Linked DNA regions of Homo sapiens: region 2 is linked to region 1. Evidence: chromatin loops called from intact Hi-C (ENCODE). Cell type or tissue: heart left ventricle. All regions are shown on one strand.

What was found. Peaks named below come from ENCODE experiments on the same cell type or tissue, not always from the same donor. Only the 100,000 strongest peaks of a DNase experiment are listed, where the experiment ranks them.
Region 2: it touches region 1 in a loop (2.9-fold over the local background); 14 of 110 quality-filtered maps call a loop at or near these places.

What each region holds. Positions count from the first base shown.
Region 1 is chr16:14,296,664-14,304,663 of GRCh38, reverse strand. MIR193BHG (MIR193b-365a host gene) reads right to left here and starts at 3,283. Exons shown (of 2, transcript NR_170633.1): 1 at 3,133-3,283. MIR193B (microRNA 193b) reads right to left here and starts at 697; the gene lies at 615-697. RefSeq lists silencers at 557-606, 1,560-1,799, 1,705-1,865, 2,150-2,639. In heart left ventricle, a CTCF peak has its summit at 3,662 (motif pointing left); DNase peaks (open chromatin) are centred at 753, 2,033, 2,493 and 3,613; H3K4me3 peaks cover 3,464 bases; H3K27ac peaks cover 3,147 bases.
Region 2 is chr16:14,416,756-14,424,755 of GRCh38, reverse strand. LINC03107 (long intergenic non-protein coding RNA 3107) reads left to right here. Exons shown (of 2, transcript XR_007065002.1): 1 at 1-6,122. Among named protein-coding and RNA genes, the nearest start is that of LINC03107, 8.0 kb to the left of the region's middle. RefSeq lists a silencer at 3,670-3,964. In heart left ventricle, no CTCF peak of the experiment used is centred here; a DNase peak (open chromatin) is centred at 3,791; H3K27ac peaks cover 1,254 bases.

The DNA of each region.
Region 1 (8,000 bases):
GAGGTTGCAGTGAGCCAAGATCGCGCCACTGCACTCCAGCCTGGTCAGAGCCTGGACAGAGCGAGATTCTGTCCCCAAAAAACAAACAAACAAACAAACAAAACAAAACAGAACAAAAAGAACGCCTTCAACAGCAAAGAGTTGCAAAGAAATGTTGCAATTCCAGGTGGAAGCAAACAGCTGGTTTCTCCTAATTTAGCAAACGTAAAGACAAATCTAATGTCGTTACAATTCATCATTTCAGGAGCGCCTTATTTGGGGGCTTCAAACACTTTGCCACAATTGACATCCTACTAATTCCTTTCCAATCCAATACTGTCCCTTAAACCACTGTGGGGGTGGTCAGGGGGAATGTACTTTCTCCTCCTTGTATCGTTTTTCGGCCTCCCAAGGAGAGAAGCCCTTGGAAAACACAGTAGGTTCGGCAAACTGAGAACACACACTTATAAGAATACCGCCCTCGAAGGGACCTTTTAGTTTTATGGAAAGTAGCAAACCTCCCCCTCTTTCCCCGCCCCCCCGCCAGCCGGGTTTTGGACGCGCTCCCTGGGGGTGGTAGCTCTCTGCCCTCACCCTCCCGAGACTGCCGGGGCCTGAGTCCCTCGCTGTCCAGAATGACCCCAAAAGCGGGACTTTGAGGGCCAGTTGGATAAAACATAAACTCATCTCGCCCTCAAAACCCCGATTCTGAGACCACAGCCTCCAAAAGCCTCTTTTCCCAAGAAGTGAGTCCCCATTCACGGCTGACAGCACCGGGGCAGGCCGCCTTTGAGGCAAGAGTTTGGAGAACCGGGATCACTGAAGGAATCGTTACTGGGTGTTCCCTCAGGGCGGCGGTTCATCTCACCAAAATGCCAGGGGGTCGCTGTGGGAGGAGGGGACATTTGCCACACCATGGCTGAGGGCAAGAGGATCGCTTGATCCCGGGGTGTCTCTTCCCTCCCGGAGCAATCACCAATCTCGCCCAGCAAACAGGCCTAAAAGCTTCCCGGACAACACGAGGGGTGCCCCAAACGTCCCTTAGCAGCGGATAAATCGGGTGTCCGAGGTGCCTCGTACAGTTCCCCCCACCCCATCTCCAGCTAAATAAAGTTTGGTTATTTGTGTCCTTAATCGTCTCTCATTAAAGTCAAATTTGCTGCGCGCCCAAGTTGGGGGAAATGATTTCCATTTTAATAGCTTAATTAGCCTCTAGGTTCTGGAAAGGCCACTCCCCCACGCACCTTTTCTCCTCATTTTAACCCCCCTCCCTTTTTCACAACTTCTCCTAAAAATAAATTATAAATATGGATGTGTCCTCAGAGGACATAAGCGGCGCATTCCAACGCTCCGCTTGGTGGGGATTGGAAGCAAAGAGAAACCAGAAACGCCACTCCCCCCACCCCCAAATCAAAATGCCTTTTTCTTTTTTTTTCTAACTTCTTTTTCCTAACTTGGTGTTGTCTCGGGCACAGACACCCCGCTCCGCACCCCGGAACCTAGTTTTTTTGCCCCCGTCCTGCAGAAGCTAAAGCCAACGCGCCAGGGCTGCCTGCTTCTCGGGGGGAGGGAGCTGACAACTTTAGGGGGCGGCGGTAACTCTCTGGGGACGGTGGTTCCCGGCTAGTCCGGGATCCCCGGGGCCCGGCCCCCGCAGGCGCCGCCGCCCATGCCAGCGGGGCTCGGGCGCACGTGGAGCGGCGGGCGCGGCCGGCCTGCTCCGCGCGCGGCATTGAGATCGGGGTCACGCAGCGAGTCAGTTTCCCGAGCGGGCTTTCCGGGGTGGGGGCGGGGACGCGGACGCTCCACCGCCTCGTCAATTTCCAAGCCCAGGCACTAGGGAGGCTGGGGGCGGCCTCGCCCCCTTCCTACCTCCCGGCTTCACACGCCCCTCTGGGGAGCGGGGGAGGGGTCCGAGGGGGAGCCGGGGTGGCGGCAGCGGCGGCAATCGCAGCCCAGACAAGCGTCTCGCGCCGAGTCCCGAGAGAACCGCGCGCTCCCCCGCCGCCACCTCCCCTCTCCCGTTCCCATCCACCCCGCAGACAGCCGCCCCACACCCCTTCGGCCCTGGGGGCTTGGGCACCCACCTGCCGCGATCCCTGCCTTGGCTGGCGGAAGGTGCCAGGCGGGAAGAAGGGGAGCACTCACCGCCGCTGCCGCCTCCGGGGGTGCACGGGCCCCCCCACCCAGGGCTGCGCCTTCCCGGGCTCCGGGCAGGCGTGCGCCGGGCGGGGGGCGCCCCGCGGGCCCTGCAGCCTCCGCCTCGATTGGAGCCCAGCCTTAAATCCTCCACCGTGGAGAAGAAGGGTACTTCCAGAAAAAAAATCCGCCCCTCCCCAGACGAGATCCAAGTGATGGGCGGGGAGCGTAGAAAATCCTTTTCTGCAGAGAGCGCGCAGCCGACGGGGCTGCACCCGGCCTCCACGGTCCGCTGCCGCCACAAAGCCGCGCCCCCGCCCCCCCCAACCCCCCAGCGCCCTATGGCCGGCCCGGGGCGGGGGCTGGGCCGGCCCGGGGTTGGCCGCGCTGGGGAGGCGGCGGCGGCAGCGGCCCAGGCGGCGGGGCGGCTCCTCCCCGGCCAGGCAGAGAGGGCGAGAGCCTGGAAGCCTAGCGCGCCCGCCCGGGTGGGGGTGGGGGTGGGGGTGGGGGTGGGGGTGGGGGCGGGGGCCGGGGTGGGGGGGCGCCTTCCTAGAAACGCTCGCCAAATATAGTCAGCGGATAGGGGCATTCCTAGAAATGCGGCGGCGACGTCAGCCTCGACCCTGGGGGCGGGGGGCAGAGCCCGGGGTGCTTCAAACAGGGGGCACGGAGGAGGGGGAAAGAGTCCCCACTTCCAGTACCACCGCAGCCCACAGACGGAACCGAGGCCGGGCTTCCCTCCCGAGGGGCGTGCTGGAGTCCTCCAAAGGCGCTTGAGGTATCCGGGAGCTAGGGGCGCATCCACTGAAGATTCAGACCCGGTCTGTCCCCCTCTTTCGGGAACACCCAGTGCCAATGCCAGCTGGCGCTTTTGGCCCTTCCCCCAATTTTCAGCACCCCCCGCTTCCCCCGCCGCACAAACACACACAACCCCCGTGAACAAACAGTAAAAGTAGGAGCAGCATCAGGCAGGTTCCCCAAGCCTCTTACACCCACCCCATGACGGTCTCTCACCTCCTCTGGAATGGCTGGAGTCCCCTGGATCCCCCAGGGTTGAAATTGCACAGACACACTGTGTTCCCAAGAACTCCCCCAAATACCAACCCAGCTTCGGGCCAGAAAATAAAGTTGTGCTTCCTCCTCCCCAGTCCAATGTCACTTTGTTGCTGCTTCCGGGGCTAAGGGCTCTTGGAGAGGTGCTGGAACTTGGGGGTAGGGCACAAGGGTGTCCCCTCCACCTGGCAAAGATCTGGCCTCTGGTGCTGACACTCTCACCAGCCATAGCTGTAATACTTTTCATTTCCCGCAGTAAGGGAGATGCCCCCCCCCAGCAGCTCATCCCCTTCCTAAAATCTTCCCCCACCCCCACACCCCTGCCCAGGGACCCCCAAATCCATTGCAGAAGTGGCCCCTCTTTCGCAAAGAGAATCCACATAACTGAGACATGACTTGTCCCTCTCCACCGCCCAGCCTCTCTGCGCGAAAACGTGACTGGCCTGAACCTCCCAGGATCATAAAAAATGTATTTTGCTGTCCTCTGTTGGCCAACACAGGTCACGCTCATAAAACACACCACCCAACTTAGCGGGCAGTCCTGATGCCACAGAGGAGGTCCCAGGGACCCCAGCCAAGGGGAGCGAGCTGGCCTCCTCTCCTTCTGCCTGTGGTGTCCCTGCCCTCTCCATCCTCTTTCTTTCTTTTTCTTTTTTTTTTTTTTGTTTGAGACAGAGTTTCACTCCTCTTGCCCAGACTGGAGGGCAGTGGCGCGATCTCGGCTCACTGCAACCTCTATCTCCCAGGTGTAGGCGATTCTCCTGCCTCAGCCTCCAGAGTAACTGGGATTACAGGCATGCGCCACCATGCCCAGCTAATTTGTGTATTTTTAGTAGAGATGGGGTTTCACCATGTTGGCCAGGCTGGTCTCAAACCCCCGACCTCAGGTGATCCACCCGCCTCGGCCTCCCAAAGTGCTGGGATTATGGGTCATCTTTCTTATCTTGCAGCCGACGCACAGGACTTGCTCATGTCCCCTTTTCCTCATTGGGCCTTAATTCCAGAAATCTGGAGGGATTTCTTCCTTGCTCTAGGGGAGGCAAGGAAGGCTGTGTTCACTCTGGACCCGGGGTCGGTGGGGCACGGGGGACCTTGGGATGGTTTTTCCAATAGCAACTTGGAGAGGAAATGTAGCACAAAAGGCAACAGCTGATCACTGATAATAACAGTCCCCATTCCCCCCCACCCCGAGACCTAAGCACATGAAGAATAGTAACTTACTGAACTTACCCATTTTCCAGATCGAAAGACTGAGGCTAGGCCAGGCACCGTGGCTCATGCCTGTAATCCCAGCACTGTGGGAGGCTGAGGCGGGTGGATCATTTGAGGTCAGAAGTTTGAGACCAGCCTGGACAACGTGGTGAAACCCCGTCTCTACTAAAAATACAAAAAAGTTAATGGGGTGTGGTGGTGAGCACCTGTGGTCCCAGCTACTTGGGAAGCTGAGGCAGGAGAGTGGCTTGATCCCGGGAGGCGAAGGCTGCAGTGAGCCAAGATTGTGCCACTGCACTCCAGCCTGGGCGACAAAGTGAGACTCTGTCTCAAAAATAAAAATAAAAAATAAAACAAAAGACTGAAGCTTAGAGGTCAGTTGTTCATGGAACTAACACCTGCTGGCCCTCTGTGTGCCAGGCACAGAGCTGCTGCTAGAGCCCCCAGAGCTAAGGTGGTAAACAGCACAGGTCCCTGCCCTTGAGGAACTAGACGTCTCAGGGAAAGACTTGAGTCAACAGGTGAGCACTTCGCTGCCGTTATGGTCCAGGGCACCGCGACAGAGCGAGGCTGGGCTGGGGGTGTCCTACCCTGGCCCTTCCTGCAGGGGTTGTCTCCATCCAGCCTGCAGTATCCTCACCGGCTCTTCTTGCAAGCTGCATTGAAAGAGAGCGGCTGTGTCTCCCCCTGCTGCGTGTCGCCAGCTCGGGGGACCCCGGGCACTGCTTCGCCTCTCTGGGCCTCTGTTTCCTCCTTGGTAAAGTAGGAGTCACAAGGCCTGCCTTATAGGACTTTTAGCGGGATTGCCTGAGACAGACAACCTGTAGGAGTACATGGCAACAGTGATTGGTGAGCTTGGTGCTGTCACCTGGAGGATGGGATGTCTGAGCTGAAACTGTGAAAAAGGAAAACACTGGGGCCGGGCACAGTGGCTCACGCCTGTGATCCCAGCACTTTGGGAGGCCAAGGATCACCTGAGGTCAGGAGTTGGAGACCAGCCTGGCCAACATGGTGAAACCCCGTCTCTACTAAAAATACAAAAATTAGCCAGGCGTGGTGGCGCGTGCCTGTAATCCCAGCTACGCCAGAAACTGAGGTGGGAGAATCGCTTGAACCCAGAAGGTAAGAGGTTGCAGTGAGCCGAGATCGCACCATTGCACTCCGGCCCAGGCAACAGAGCGAGACTCTGTCTCAAAAAAAGAATACACAGGGCTGGTGGGAGGGATCGAGTCGGGGCAGCAGGCACCGCATGTGCAAAGGCCCGGCCCCTCTGGGGAACTAAAATAGCTGCAGCAGTGCTGCCTTGGGGGCCTCCAGGTGCTGCCCCCACCCACATCTGTGCCCTGAGCCACAAGATTTTGGAAGCTCACCTCATCTCTCCAGTTCAGGCCCTGCCTGGGCTCTGGGACACCTGGATCAGGTGCAGAAGGAAAAACCAGGCCACCAAAGGCAGCCAGGGCCCGACCTTTATCTTGCAATTGAAATCCCCTTCAGAGGTGCCCCCTGGATCCTTCTGAGGCCTGCCCTTGCCAGGCCTGGCTTGGCTTCCCCGTGACTCAAGCGAGTGGCGGCCTGAAATCCAGTTCAGCAGTGGAAGCGCCGCCAGACTCCGGAAAACAGCCCGCTCTTGGTCCGGAAGCCCCAGAGGCCCACCCTGGCCTTCTCCCAGGAAGGAGCCCCACCTGCATCCAGGTTTCTAGCCCCAGGGCGATGCCAAGGCCCCAGCCAGAACTAGGGAGCGGCCACGCCAGGCAGAAGGAGCCCTGGAGGGCCGCAGCCGTGCTCAGCCTCTGGGAAAGTCTTGGACTCTGGGCTCCCAGGCCCGCACAGAGAGGGTGGGCGCAGGCTTTGCCCTGCCCGCCTGTGGGCGCTTTCCTTGGGGCCTGGGGAAGGAGGACAGGAGGGTACCAGCGCCCAGTTACTGCCACCTCCTGAGCCTCCCAAAATACCCACAATGAGAAACTTCCCAAGCAAACATACAGAATGTATTGTACAATTGGTTTTATTTTTATTTTATTTACTTATTTATTTATTATTTTGAGACGGAGTCTCACTGTCGCCCAGGCTGGAGTGCAGTGGCACAATCTCGGCTCACTACAAGCTCCGCCTCCTGGGTTCACGCCATTCTCCTGCCTCAGCCTCCAAAGTAGCTGGGACTACAGGCGCCTGCCACCACGCCCGGCTAATTTTTTTGTATTTTTTAGTGGAGACGGGGTTTCACTGTATTACAGGATGGTCTCGATCTCCTGACCTCGTTATCCGCCTGCCTCGGCCTCCCAAAATGCTGGGATTACAGGAGACGGGGTTTCACTGTATTAGCCAGGATGGTCTCAATCTCCTGACCTTGTGATCCACCCGCCTCGGCCTCCCAAAGTGCTGGGATTACAGGCGTGAGCCACCGCACCCGGCCTGTACAATAGGTTTTAAATGCTTGGATTGAACAAATGTAGGCTTGTTAAAAACAGACACACAAGTCCATAGCCATACGGTGATGCTAGCCATGGGACAATGGCGGAATATAGGTGCTTCCAGAGGGATCCTTGGAACAGTTTGTTTTTTTGGTGGTTATTTATTTATTTATTTATTTATTTATTTATTTATTTATTTATTTTTGAGTTTCGCTCTTGTTGCCCAGGCTGGAGTGCAGTGGCACGAACTCAGCTCACTGCAACCTCTGCCTCCTGGGTTCAAGCAATTCTCCTGCCTCAGCCTCCCAAGTAGCTGGGATTAGAGGCGTGCGCCACCACGCCCGGCTAATTTTTTTTGGTATTTTTAGTAGAGACGGGGTTTCGCCATGTTGGTGAGGTTGGTCTTAAACTCCTGACCTCAAGTGATCTGCCCGCCTCGGCCTCTCAAAGTGCTGGGATTACAGGCGTGAGCCGCTGCGCCCAGTTTGGGACACCGTTTGAAGTGGTGTGATGGCTGACTTTCTCATTCAACCCCATCAGAAGGAGGCTGTGCCCACCCTATGATACCTTCTGGAGAGAACGTTAAGAAACGAATCTAGGCCTGATGCAGTGGCTCACGCCCATGATGGTGGAACTTCAGGCATTGGTGGAAGGAGGACCACTTGAGGCCAAGAGCTCAAGATCAGCCTGGGAAACATGGTGAGACCCCTATGTTGAAAGAGAGAAAGAAAGAGAGAGAGAGGAGGGGAGGGAGGGAGGGAGGGAAGGTAGGAAAAGAAAAAAGAAAAAGAAAGAAGGAAGGAAAGAAAGAGAGAAAGAAAGGAAGGAAAGGAAGGAAGGAGGGAAGGTAGGAGGGAAGGAAGGAAAAGAAAAAAGGAAAAGAAAGAAGGAAGGAAAAAGAAAGGAAGGAAAGGAAGGAGGGAAGGTAGGAGGGAAGGAGGGAAGGAAGGGAAGGAAGGAGGGAAGGAAGGAGGGAAGGAAGGAGGGAAGGTAGGAGGGAAGGAAGGAAGGAAGGAGGGAAGGTAGGAGGGAAGGAAGGAAGGAGAGAGAGAGAAAGAAAGAAAAGGAAAGGAAAGAAAAGAGGAAAGCAAGCAAGCCCGGTGTGCAGGTGGGCACCTGTAGTCCGAGCTACTTGTGAGGCTGAGGCTGGAGGATCACTTGAACCCAGGAGTTTGAGATTGCAGTGAGCTATGATCACGCCACTGCACT
Region 2 (8,000 bases), 120 kb before region 1:
CTTCCATCTCTCGTTCATATGATGAGTTGGTGCCTCTTAACTCAATAGTGTCTTTAGTTCAGATGATTTGACCACATGGAAAATGTCCCTCTGTCCCTCATGTTGAGGAGACTAGCCCTCACAAACCGTTGTTCTTCATACCGAGGCCTATGATGGGCTAGGCACGTTATTATTAATATCCCTGTTGTTCCCTCGGGAGGGGAAATGAAGGCTTAGAGCAGTTTATTTATTTTATTTTATTTTTTTTCCAAGATGGAGTCTCGCTCTGTTGCCCAGGCTGGAATACAGTGGTGCGATCTTGGTTCACTGCAATCTCTGCCTCCTGGGTTCAAGCAGTTCTCCTGCCTCAGCCTCCCAAGTAGCTGGGATTACAGGTGCCCACCACCACCCCTGGCTAAATTTTGTATTTTTAGTAGAGACAGGGTTTCACAGTGTTAGCCAGGCTGGTCTCAAACTCCTGACCTTGTGATCTGCCCACCTCAGCCTCCCGAAGTGCTGGGATTACAGGCATGAGCCGCCACACGCAGCCCTCAGAGCAGTTTAGAAACAACCCAAGGTCCCACAGCTAGTAAGTGGCAGAACTGAAACTCAAACCCAGTCTCTCTGCCAGAGACGGAGTTTTAACGGCCACACAGACTGAGAGAGAGAGTTGAGACACTTACGTAAGGTGGGAGCCCTGCAAATGATTGGGTGTGGTGGTGTTCTGGAATCTTCTGAAGCTCTGTATTGAGTGCTGTGAGGCATGGCTTTCCCCTGCCCCTCCTAACCTTGGACCCTGACACATCAAAGCCAGTCTTGGGCACACGTGGCTCTTGCCTGGTTGACAGTCCCCATCAAGCTGGTGAGGTGGTCTTGTCTTTTTTCCCCAACCTGTTGTAATTTGACTCTTAGGAATTGTGCCGTGAGCGCTGAGATTTGTAGACATCCCATTGTAGGGGTCTTGGTTGCGTATCACTGTGCCCATGGCTCTTAGGGTGACACACACCCAACTCCCAAATTCTGTCCCGAATGAGAGGTGGGGTCCAGAGGCACTTAAAAGTCCAGGGAGTCTGAGGGACAGGGATGCTGACAGTGGGCACTGGTGGTTTGTCTGTTCTACTGTTTCAGGGGGATGAGCCCACCATGTGGAATTCAGATGGGCCTTCTGGCTACCCCAGGGGCCTCCAGCTCAGCTTCCTGGGTGTGTCAGAGAGGCGTGCCAGGAGCCAGAGCTGAGGAATGAGGCTGGGCTTACTGCCACCCAGGAGGAGTCCCTCTGGAGAGCCTCAGAAAGTACCTGCAATGGCAATACAACAGAAGAGCCTCTAAATATCTCCTTTTGGGGATACGGCAGGAAAGCCAAAGGAAATGTGAAGAGATGTCTGAACGCCCAGAGGAAACCAGTGGGCCCTTCCAGGAGTTCTATTTGCGGTAAGAAACCTTGGCATGGGGCAGCCAGCTCTCCTGCAAAAATAGACCAATGTGCTGAGAAGCAGCTCAATTCTGGGAGCAATTCCCCTCCATGGGGAAGAGAGCTTGCACTGGGACTTAGAAGGATCTGCCCCCTCTCTTCTTCTTGCCCCTGGACTCCAGAACCAAAAACGGGGAGAAAAAAAGGTAAACATTTTTTTAAAAAAGAACTCTTGGCCAGGTGGAGTGGCTCACACCTGTAGTCCCAACACTTTGGGAGGCTGAGGCAGGAGGATCACTTGAGGCTAGGAGTTTGGGACCAGCCTGGACAACATGGCAAGACCCTGTCTATCAAAAAAATACAAAAATTATCTGGGTGTGGTGGCACATGCCTGTAGTCTCAGCTACTTGGGAGACTAAGGCAGGAAGATTGCTTGAGCCTGGGAGGTCGAGGCTGCAGTGAGCTATGATCAAGACAGTGTACTCCAGCCTGAGTGACAGAGTGAGAACCCCATCTCTTAAGAAAACAAAAAACCAGAACTTATGAATGTATCCATGACTTAAATCAAAAATGGGCCAGTGGAAACACAGGGCAAAGGAAGGTTTCAAATAAGCACCTGGACACAAACGGACCCAGGAGGTGACACACAGTATTGAGGACCCACTCCCCATCACTAGGTCCTTTGGCCTCAAATGAGTGAGATGACTAAGAAAATAGGGCACCATGTGCGGCAGAAGTGAGGGTGGCTAGACAGAAAATGACGGCCTTGACTGTGATGGTCATCACAGACAGGACCCCTAAGAAAGGTGGCCAAGGGGGTCTGGGGACCCATCTTTAGAATACCGGGCTGACAGCATAACAGGGGTTTGGGACACCACCATGAAAGAAGACAATGAAGCCAGGTGCAGTGGCTCACGCCTATAATCCCAGCACTTTGGGAAGCCAAGGCAGGAAGATTGCTTGAGCCCAGGAGTTTGAGACCAGCCCGAGCAACGTAGCAAGACCCCCATCTCTACTAAAAATTTAAAAATTAGCGAAGCATGGCTGGGCACGGTGGCTCACGCCTGTAATCCCAATACTTTGGGAAGCCAAGGCGGGTGGATTACGAGGTCAGGAATTCAAGACCAGCCTGACCAACAGGGTGAAACCCTGTCTCTACTAAAAATACAAAAATTAGCCGGGTGTGGTGGCAGGCTCCTGTAACCCCAGCTACTCAGTAGGCTGAGGCAGGAAAATCGCTTGAACTCAGGAGGTTCAGTAAGCCAAGATCATGCCATTGCACTCCAGCCTGGGTGACGGAGTGAGACTCCATCTCAAAAAAAAAAAAATTAGCCAAGCACAGTGGCATGTGTCTGTAGTACCAGCTACTTGGGAGGCTGAGTGAAGAGGGAGGATTGCTTGAGGCCAGGAGTTGGAGACCAGACTGGGCAACATAGCGAGACCTCAGCTTGGAAGTAAGGAAGGAAAGAAGGGAGGGAAGGAGGGATGAAGGTAGAAAGAAACGGGACAAGATGGACTCCTGAGGCCATCCTAATTCTGGAACACAATACAATGGCCTCTGTATGTTAGGAGGGCTCATTTGGCTTCTCTCTAAGCCAGCAGTCCACATCTTTTTGGCACCAAGGACCAGTTTTGTAGAAGACAATTTTCCACGGATGGGGGCGGGGGGTGGGGGTGGGAGGGGATGGTTTCGGGATGAAACTGTTCCACCTCAGATCATCAGACGTTAGATTCTCGTAAGAGGTGCCCAACCTACATCCCTTGCACGTGCAGTCCACAATAGGGTTTGTGCTTCTATGGGAATATAATGCCACACTGATCTGACAGGAGTCAGGGCTCAGGTAGTAATGCTCACTCACCTGCCGCACACCTCCTGCTGTGCGGCCGGTTCCCAATAGGCCATGGAATGCTTATTGGTCCACAGCCCTGGAGTTGGGCACCCCTCTTCTAAGGCAGAAGCTTCTACTGTCTTAGGAGCAGCGTCCTGGCCTCCACAGCAGGGAGAGAGCAGGAATACCCAGCCACAGATACTGGTCAAGATATTGATCAACTTCCTACCATCATGGTGGAGGCAAGCCTGGAGGCCTCTGGGTGGTCATCAGGTCACCCCAGCACATTTTCCTGCCCCGGACTCCTGGCCACGCTGAGGTTGCTGTGAGCAGACACGATGTGCAGGGTCATGGATGTGCAGCTCAAACTCCTTGACAAGCGGGAGATTTATTTTATGGCCCAAGCAGTTTGGAGACAAAATCGTAAGGTGCTCACCCATCCAGTGTCTCTTCAGCCGGCACTGGGAGGTGTCAAACTGACCACATTCGACTGCCCCTTCCGCCCGCAGAATATGGGTCTGCGTTTCTCTTTCCCTCTTGGTGGCCAAGAACTGTCAACATCCAGCTGTGGCTCTGCACTCAGCCGCCGCTCAGCCTGCTCAGGTTGAAAGGTCAAACGTTGTCTGGAATTGGCAGCCCAGCTTACTAGCAGCTCTTCTGTCTTCAGAGTGCAGTGAGGGGAGCTGTCAGAGGGCTGAGGCAAGGACCAGAGAGGGAACTCCTGCGACAGAGAAAGCTCAGCCCTGGTTATGTTCTGGAGGGAGCATAGCAGGGTCTGTCCCAGGAACTTTATTAGTTAGCGGTTAAGATCCTCATCCACAGAAAAGCCGGTAGGAATTAGCCAGGTGGTGTGTGCCTATGGTCCCAGCTACCCAGGAGGGTGAGGAGGGAGGACTGCTTGAGCCCAGGAGGTTGAGGCTGCGGCTAGCTATGATTGTGTCACTGCGCTCCAGCCTGGGTGACAAAGCAAGATCCTGACTCAAAAAAAAAAAAAAAAAAAAAAGGAAGAAAGAAGAAAGAGAGAGAAGAAAGAAAGGAGAGAAAGAGAAGGAAGGAAGGAGAAAGGAAAGAAGGAAGGAAGAAAAGGAAGAAAGAATGACAAAGAAAAGAAAGAAAGACGAAAAGGAAAGGAAAAGAAAAGAAAAAAGAAACAAAAGCAGGAAAGTGAGGGGAGAGGGCCAGGAAGACAGAAGACAGGATGGGCAAGAAGGGTGGGAAGGATTCCCACACCAGATTCAGGAGTGGCTCTGCATTGGGAAATCCATCTACGACTGCTGGGGACTTGGTTTTGCAAACATGCACAGAGAAACCTTCATCCACCTCTGTGCAATGTTGGACTGAAGTAGAAATGAGCCGCTGTTTTCTGGAAGCACCCCATTTCTTTGAGCTGATCTTCTCTAATAATGAATTCTGGTGAAGCCTGCCATTCACAGCACCCTGCCCTCCCATCTGTAGGAGGTGGGAACAGGACCCAGGCCAGTTGATCAGAGAGCTCCCTTGCCCTGGGATGAGCATGTGACCCAGATGTCTCAATCATGGGGAAGATCCTCTTGCCTGTTATAGCCACTATGCTGGAAGAACAGGATGTGGGCTTGCTGGCCGCCATCTTCCAGTCCACGCTGGGAACCCATCTGCAGGAGGAGGGAAGGAGGACAACCCAGTTTGAGGGAGCATATGGACAGCAGCTATAGAAGGCTCCATATGTGCCCAGTGCTAGATCCACCCCATCCCTTCCTGTTCCATAAATCCATACATCTTCTCTCACTTTTGCTTACCCTAGTTTGAGTTACATTTCTGACACCTGCCACCATAAAAGCCCAAATGATTACAGAGAATATTTGGCTACAGGAAAGACCCTGCAGTCTGTGAAAAAAGAGGCTGCTGGTGCATAGTCATCGTAGACCAGTGCAAAGAGTGAAACAGAAACATCCAGCTTAATCTGCAAAAGCCTTTTTGGATCCTTGAGAGGCGCTCATTAACTTACAGCAAATTGGTGAGCTGATACTCTTCTTTCATCCAGGTGAGTGCATTAACTAGGTTAATGTTCCTGTCTCAAGGGACTGCTGTAGGTTAGGGTGAATGAATGAAAGAAGCAAGTTTTTAAACAGGAAAAAGGCTGCAGGGAAGTTGAGGTGACAAGCATCGTTTCACCCCCAATGGAAGGTGAGCTTGTCTGTTAGGTCCCAGGGACTGAATTGGAGTTCCGTGGTTAGGGAATGACCCATCTCAACAAGCAACTTCCATCATCCTTCCATGGGGATCTGATTAAGGTCTTCTCCAGAAGGAGATGGCCTCGTGAGTTGGGGCTTTTTAATCTCCCTGTCCCTCCTCTAGAAGGGCATTGCTACTGGCCTTGCCCTGCCAAGTCTTCAGTCTACAACAACACTGCCCGGCTTCAGACACAGCCCAGATCCTTCCCAGATCCTTCCCAGACACAGCCCAGATCCTTCCCAGACAAAAAGTCCTTCCGACTTTTTGCCCTTTCGGCCCAGCCTTCCCTATCACTTATGCTGAAATTGGGAACGTTTCCCAAACCAACAATTTCCCAGTCCACAATGTTCCCTTGCTGAGTGTCCCCACAGGAGAGACAGGCAGCCTGATAAATAAAACCAGTCATAAAACCTCCCTGCCTTAGCAAAGGGACTGCTTTGCCAGGCTACCGTCACATAGCACTCCTGTCTCCCGTTTGACTTCATATAGTGAAAATTGTCTAAAAGATAAGGCAGGAGCTCTGGTTGACACCCCCCCTGCCCCCGCCTCATAGATCTCTCTCTAGAAGCATTGGAAGAGGCCGTCTCAAAAAAGAAAAATAAAATAGAAGCATTGGAGGAAAGATGTGGTTTGTAGTGAAACAAATTGGAAGTCAAGCTCAGCCTCAACCACTTACTTGCTTCTGACCTTGGGTAAGTCCTATGTACCTAGGAACCTCGGTTTTCTTTTCTTTCTTTTCTTTTCCTTTTTTTTTTTTTCTTTGAGATGGAGTCTTGCTCTGTCGCCCAGTCTGGAGTGCAGTGGTGCAATCTCGGCTCACTGCAACCTCTGCCTCCTGGATTCAAGTGATTCTCGTGCCTCAGCCTCTAGAGTAGCTGGGACTACAGGCATGCACTACCAGGCCCAGCTAAATTTTGTGTTTTTAGTAGAAACAGGGTTTTGCCATGTTAGTCAGGCTGGTCTCGAACTTCTGATCTCAAATGATCCACCCGCCTCAGCCTCCCAAAGTGCTAGGATTACAGGCACAAGCCACCGCACCTGGCTGGAACTTCGACTTTCTTCTGTACAATGGAGGGGGGACAGTAATACTGCAATGTTTACAATTAGGTTCAACTGAGAGTAACAGAGGTCTGAATACAGTAACTGAAATGGGGTGGGCAGATCACTTGAGGCCACGAGTTCAAGACCAGCCTGGGCAACATAGTGGCATACCATCTACAAAAAAATAAAAATTATCCGGGCGTGGTGGCACAGGCCTGTAATTCCAGCTATTCGGGAGGCTGAGGTGGGAGGAACACTTGAGCCCAGAAGGTTAAGGCTGCAGTGAGCTGTGATTGCACCACTACACTCCAGCCTCGGTGACAGAGTGAGACCCTGTATCTAAAAAAATAAAAAATAAAACATTTGGCCATGCCTATCTGCAAGAACATCTGGGAGAGGTAGCTGTGGTAGGTAGCCTCAAAAATGGCCCCAATATCACTGGATGCAGTGGCTCACACTTTGGGAGGCCAAGGCAGGAGGATTACTTGAGCCCAGGAGTTCCAGACAAGCCTGGGCAACGTAGTGAAACCCTGTCACTACAAAAATTTCAAAATTAGCTGAGCATGGTGGTGCATACCTGTAGTCCCAGATACTTGGGAGGCTGAGGTGGGAGGATCACTTGAGTCCAGGAGTTCAAGGCTACAGTAAGCTATGATCATGCCACTGCATGCCAGCCTGGGTTACAGAGTGAGATCCTGTCTCAAGAAAAAAAAAAGGCCCTTCTCCACTCCCCAAAAGTCCCCATTAATCCCTTTATTCCAGCATTTTCCCCCTTGTGAGGAAGGGGGGAAATTTGTATTTGTATTTGTATTTGTATTTGTATTTGTATTTGTATTCCCACTCGCTTTGAGTGTGGCTGGATCTAGTAACTTTCTTCTAAGCAATAGACTATGGCTGGAAGAATAGAATTTAGTCACATAACCATGTCTAGCTGCAATAACATCTGCATTAGTCTGTTTTCATGCAGCTGATAATGACATACCTGAGACTGGGAAGAAAAAGGGATTTTATTGGACTTACAGTTCCATATGGCTGGAGAGGCCTCAGAATCACGGTGGGAGGTGAAAGGCACTTCTGTCATGGTGGCAAGAGAAAAATGAGGAAGAAGCAAAAGCGGAAACCCCTGATAAACCCATCAGATCTCAAGAGACTTATTCACTATCACAAGAATAACACGGGAAAGACCAGCCCCCATGATTCAATTATCTCCCCCCGGGTCCCTCCCACAACATGGGGGAATTCTGAGAGATACCATTCAAGTTGAGATTTGGGTGGGGACACAGCCAAGCCATATCAACATCTATGGTAAAAGTGATGGGATGTCCCTTGTGAGATTAGGTTTCAAAGAGATGGCAGTTCTGTCTTGGGCATCCTGTCTTGCTCTGAGGAAAACCAGCCACCAGGTAGTGAGGTGCTCTCTGGAAAGGCCCACGTGGTAAGAAACTGATGTCTCTGCTGGGAGCAGTGACTCATGCCTGTAATCCCAGCACTTTGGGAGGCCAAGGCGGGTGGATCACTTGAGGTCAGGA